Regions from separate parts of the Homo sapiens genome. Here region 2 is linked to region 1. A link is a loop called in an ENCODE intact Hi-C map of the cell type or tissue named here. Cell type or tissue: dorsolateral prefrontal cortex. All regions are shown on one strand. Links, peaks and the distances in the headings refer to the core of each region. The heading gives the core; the rest is flanking DNA.

Region 1 (2,825 bases), core at 320-2,819:
AACTGCAATGCGCCCTGCAGATCAAGTGCCCTGCAGATCTTGCTACAATGCAGAATCCGACCCAGTAGGTCTGAGGTGAGATCTGTAATTCTGCATTGGTAACAGCTCCCAATGCTGGCCCTTACCCACACTCTGAAGAGCAAGGGTCTGCAAAATCAGGGGGCAGATGAGGATATGAGGAAGCTGTCCTAGTGGTTAGAGATAAACTATGTTCTGCACTTTTATCTAGAGGAGTCAGGCTCTTGCTCAATGTCCTTAAATTGTTGAAACTACTATTAATTCATTATTACATCTAGGCAGAATACTTTCTTAAAGAAGAGACTAATATTTTTAAGAAGATATGCATCTGTACTTTTTTGAAAATCTCTTATAATCACCGCTCCCTGTCCTCTTTTTTTCTGGTTCCATTTGGGTTTGACAACACAAGGTTGTGGTTAGAAGCAGGATAATTTGGGTTTGAATCTCAGTCCTTCTTCATGAACTACAAGATTACATAGTTTACTTACCTTGTGTGAGTTTAGTTCCCTCATTTGTAGTATGGGGGTGATAATGGTATTAGGCTTATAAGACTGTGGAGAGGATCAATTGAAACAAGGCACATAAAACATGCTATGGCACTTGGCATGGTACATGTGTTCCCTGAACCTGGGCTAATTATTGTTACAGCTCTATCTCTGCCCATGTGCTGTGCCTTAGTGTCACACTGCCCGTTCCTGTAATGGAACACTTGTGTTCTCATCTGGAACCTCGCATGATTATTTCCATTATCAGCTCACACCCAGAGCCCCCTCTAAATGTCCTTGCTTTTACGTTTGTGTTCATGTTTGTCTTTCAACCAGCACAGGATTTTCACACAATAGTGAAGACATTTATAAATCAGGGATTTCTAGACTTTGCATGTTTGTTTTCCTACTACAATAGAATAATTGTGAGCTCTATATTTTGAAGAGAGAAAAAGAAAGGATACAATTTTCTTTGATATTTTTCTTTGTGTTCTGTGGTAATACAGGATTGTTCCTCTCCATCTCTCTTTGGAGAAGATTTCATTTTTGTTTTTGTTATTTTGTGTAAAGCAGAGACATAGACTAAATAATGAAATAGTGTTAGGCTATAATAGACAGCCAATATTAACACAAATGTCTGTATTTTAGAAGCTGCTTTACTTTTTGAAACTGGAAAAACCTGAAACTCTTTCTTTCCAGCTCCAGAGAGAGCCATCCTGATGGAACCTACTGACCAGGGGGACACAAAAGAAAAGAGGGAGGAGATGAAAGAAGGTGAGGGTCTCTATTGCCAGCAGAACTGGACTGTGTGTTTAACTGGAAAGCTGATGGAGAATGTAGTTAGGCACAGCTCTCTGGACCCTTCTAGTGAAATAAAGAACTAGTTAAATAAGGCAAGACAGAAGAATGAGGCTGCCATCTAGATGTAGTAACAGGTAATGTTCCAGGGCACAAGGGAGCCAAAGGAAGAGAGTTTCTTCACTTTTTATTCTCTGCAGTCTTCATACATAATAATGATCTCATTCCTCTATATTAGTCAAGATCTTCCCATTATAAGTGACGAATTATAACCAGATTAAACCAAAAAGTAAAATAATTTATTGACTGATTGATATGGTTTGGATTTGTGTCCCCGCCCAAATCTCATGTAGAATTGTAATCCCCAGTGCCAGTTGGAGGTGGGTCCTGGTGGGAGGTGATGGGATCATGTGGGTGGTTTCTCATGGTGTAACGCAATCCACCTTGGTGCTGTCGTCACGATGGTGAGTCCTCATGAGATCTGGTTGTTTCAAGGTGTGTGGCACCTCACCTCTCTCTCTCTCTTCTCCTGCTCCCACCACGTGAGGCACCTCTCTCCCCCTTTGCCTTTTGCCATGATTGGAAACTTCCTGAGGCCTCCCCAGAAGCAGAAGCCCCTATGCTTCCTGCACAGCCTGCAGAACCGTGAGCCAATTAAACTTCTTTTCTTTATAAATTATGCAGTCTCAGGTATTTTTTTTATAGCAGTGAAAGAACGGAGTAATACAATGATATAATTGGAATAGGATGAGATGGAGTGAGCATTAGGTATGCTGGAACTAGGGGATCAAATGATATCAACTCACTCTCTTCTGCTCAAAAACATACGTAATCCCCAAAAATGCTTGGCTCTTCTTCTTCCTTTTATTAACATGTGGCCACTATTCTATCCTAATGAATATGGGCTTTACCCAGGAAATGAGTTAAAAGGCCACAGCTATGTGTATATGTGTATGTGTGTTGGGGGAGGGGGGAGGGGTTGGAGGTCTTAGTTTACCTTTTCTGCTCCAATACCTATCCACTGATGACTTCTAAACTTTTTGTCAGCACCATCCTAATTCTGATTCCCAGATCTAGATATTTAGAGGGCAATTTGGCCTAGATGTCTAATAAGTCATTCAACTACAAAGCAGTCAAAATAGAAGTTGCTATTCTTCTTATGTTTTATCCTTAGTTATTTGTGTTTCTCTTCCATGTTGATGATGATACTATCTTTAAATTCCCCTTGGATCTTCATCAGAGATCAGAATTTATAAGTTGATTGATACATATTCATTAAATATATGTTGAACATGCAAAGTGGAGATGCATCATGTGTAACATAATTTTGTTGTGAGGATTAAATGAAATAACATGAAAAACATTCAGTAAAATGCTTGACATGCATAATTTCACAACCAATGAATGAAGAGGATACAAAAGATATTTTTAAACTTGTGTCTTTTATCCTATAGTTTCTTAAGTGAATTCATAACAAGGAAGAATATGATATTTTTAACACCCAGGGAAAGTCACCTTACCACC
Region 2 (2,825 bases), core at 280-2,779, 85 kb before region 1:
TTCAATGATAAGGCTCATCTATCTAATTCCTTAACATGCTATAGTTTTTGAAAATAGGACATTTTATGTATTAATTATTCATTTACTGTTTCTTAGTGCCAGATAATAATAATAGATATGATTTAATCCTCATTTCTTTGCTTAAATTTGACCTTTTGGCATAGACATTGTAAGAAAACCTTCTATTTCTCTTATCTGGGGACCGCAGTTGCATACTGATTGCGGGGAATGTTTGACTGGGCTCCAGGATTCTCTTCTTCCCATTCCCAACCCCACCCCCGCCTTTTTTTTTCTAATCATGAGCTGTAAGGACATGAGACTGGAGTGGCTGCAGCCATTTTTCTTATCTGGTAGATAGAGTTTGTATGGGAGATGATGAAACCAGCATTTAATAAAATCCAGAGACAAGCAGAGGGCAGAGATGGAGACTGAGACTTCTGACAATACCTGAGTCCATGGATAAAGCTGTGCCTGAATTACGACCCACCCTGAATCCTCCTAATTGCATGAGCCTACACATTTCTTGCTTGACCTAAGCTGTTTCATTTAGATTTTCATCTCTCTTAACTGAAAGTATCCTGACATATTTCATAGGCCGTGTTAGCCATTGTCCTCCTCCAGTACTCCAAACCTTCAGAAAACATTTGTTACCCTAAATAGCCTTTAAAGTGCTTGAGGAATGAAGGAAGATAGCGGGTGTGCAGTGGCTGTGGAGTCATCTGCACCAAAGTGGTGGGGAGTGAGGCAGCAGCATCCAAAGATGAAATGAGGTGCCGATGGAGAACTTTGCAAAATTAGAGATACAGAGCAAGTAGTTACCATAAGGACATAGAGGTCCTGGGATCCTCTGCAATCGGGAGGACACCAGACTTCCTGTGATTTGTGGAATGGAAGGTCAAGTCATGTCATTTGGATATGAAAGTGTGGGCATCAGAAGGCTAAGATCTCTAGGTGACATTTTCATGCTTTCTACCAAGATAAAAAGTTTCTGATCCTGGCAGTATCAAGTCTTATTATAGCAAAAACAGGCAAAACAGTTTACTGCAATAAGGACAGCAGTATAGCAAGGGATTGAGCTTGGGCCAGGCCTGAGAACAATCTTAGACTCAAAGATAGCATATAGAAAGTATAGTGTTGAAGCATCTGTTGTTTGCTTGACCTGCGTTTATTTCTCCTCTGGCAGTAGTTCTTCAATATTCCTTTGGGGAACAATTCTTTATCATCTTCTAGTTCATACAGTAAGGCCAACTTACCTCTGGCTCCTGTAGGACCTTATAATTTGGTCCATTTCAATGAGAATTAAGCATGCTTGTAGCTATGACTGGTTCAAGAATAAGCCTTTTATTCCAACTAGTGTAATAAGACTCAAACCTTTTGTTAGAAGACTTCTTGGAAAAGGAAAGCTCTCTTCCACTGACGACATCGTAACTCTAAGCTGCCAGGGTCTACCACTGCAGATAGAGGTGGTGTGGGGTGGGGAAAGCCTGCCTATGAATAAAAACCACACTGGAGAAAGAATGGATGGATCCAAGAGCTGGAGAAAGAAATTTCCAGCAGAAGTTTTGGAGACCCTGAATCCAGCTGTTACTAAATTCAGATTCACCTGGAGTTGTCAGGCAGAAGAGCCATAAAATCTCCCGTTCCCCTCTTCCCCCTATCCCCTGCTTTTTTTTTCTTGTGAAATCTGGGGAGCCTGATCATTACTGGAGGTGGTTGGTAGTAGACAGAGGATGTTACTCTTCCAAAGTTCAATGTACTGCATGTGGTTTGCCCACTAGAGGGTGTAGCTCACTGTGCATTAGGAGCAAGGAATGTTCAGAGAGGTAATGCTGGGAGGCATTTACTGTCAGAGATCTGTTGAAATGTTGCAAGGTCTCAGCCACAGGGCTCACATCCCTGAAAGGGGCCCTGTCTCAGAAGGACTTGAAGAGTGGTCACATGACCAAGGCCTGACTACAGGCATAGCAAATAGAGCAGGATGAAGGACTTCATCTTAACCATGAAGCTATTTTTGTCTTAAAAAGAAAAAGTCATAAGAAAGAATGAGATCTTGACATTTGTAACAACATGGATGGAACTCAAGGTCATTATGTTAGGTGGAATACACGAGGCACGGAAAGACAAATTATGCACGTTCTCACTCATTTGTGGTAGCTAACATTTAAAACAATTGAACTCATGGAGATAGAGAGTAGAATAATGTTTACCAGAGGTTGGGAAGAGTATTGGGGGCAGGGAAGAGGGGATGGTTAATGGGTACAAAAATATAATTAGATAGCATGAGTAAGCTCTAGTATTGATAGCACAGCAGAGTGACTACAGTCAACAATAATTTATTGTACATCTAAAAATAACTACATAATTGGGTTGTTTGTAACACAAAGAAAGGATAAATGCTTGAGGTGATGGATATCCCATTTACCCTGATGTTATTATTATGCATTGTATGCCTGTATCAAAATGTCTAATGTACCTCATAAATATATATACTCACTCACTACGTACCCACAAAAAATAGCACATTTTTTAAAAGGTTATGTGCAGGAATCGCAAATATATATACTCACTCACTATGTACCCACAAAAAATAGCACATTTTTTAAAAGGTTATGTGCAGGAATCGCAAATAGGTTTTATGTTCCATATCAAATCTGATGACAAGGCATGCCTGGATTACTATGTTGATAAACATTTTGAGGCCACATACAGCTCAGTGGCATGTACTATTTGATTACTGATATCTAATGTGGGCGTGGGGAGAAGCAGGATGGTTGGATGTGATAGACATGTGACATCTATGGTGAGATGTTTCTCAATAGGAGCAC

Evidence for each region. A loop is a pair of places that touch in the nucleus more often than their neighbours do. Peaks named below come from ENCODE experiments on the same cell type or tissue, not always from the same donor. Only the 100,000 strongest peaks of a DNase experiment are listed, where the experiment ranks them.
Region 2: it touches region 1 in a loop (2.6-fold over the local background); 28 of 110 quality-filtered maps call a loop at or near these places.

Annotation. Positions count from the first base shown.
Region 1 is chr5:148,289,373-148,292,197 of GRCh38, reverse strand. It overlaps FBXO38-DT (FBXO38 divergent transcript), which reads left to right. Exons shown (of 5, transcript NR_105057.1): 4 at 1,203-1,946. Among named protein-coding and RNA genes, the nearest start is that of SPINK7, 22 kb to the left of the region's middle. In dorsolateral prefrontal cortex, for the core only: a CTCF peak has its summit at 1,408; no DNase peak of the experiment used is centred there; H3K4me3 peaks cover 470 bases; H3K27ac peaks cover 1,015 bases.
Region 2 is chr5:148,373,895-148,376,719 of GRCh38, reverse strand. All of the region lies in intron 2 of FBXO38-DT (FBXO38 divergent transcript), which reads left to right. Among named protein-coding and RNA genes, the nearest start is that of FBXO38-DT, 8.5 kb to the left of the region's middle. In dorsolateral prefrontal cortex, for the core only: a CTCF peak has its summit at 1,770 (motif pointing right); no DNase peak of the experiment used is centred there.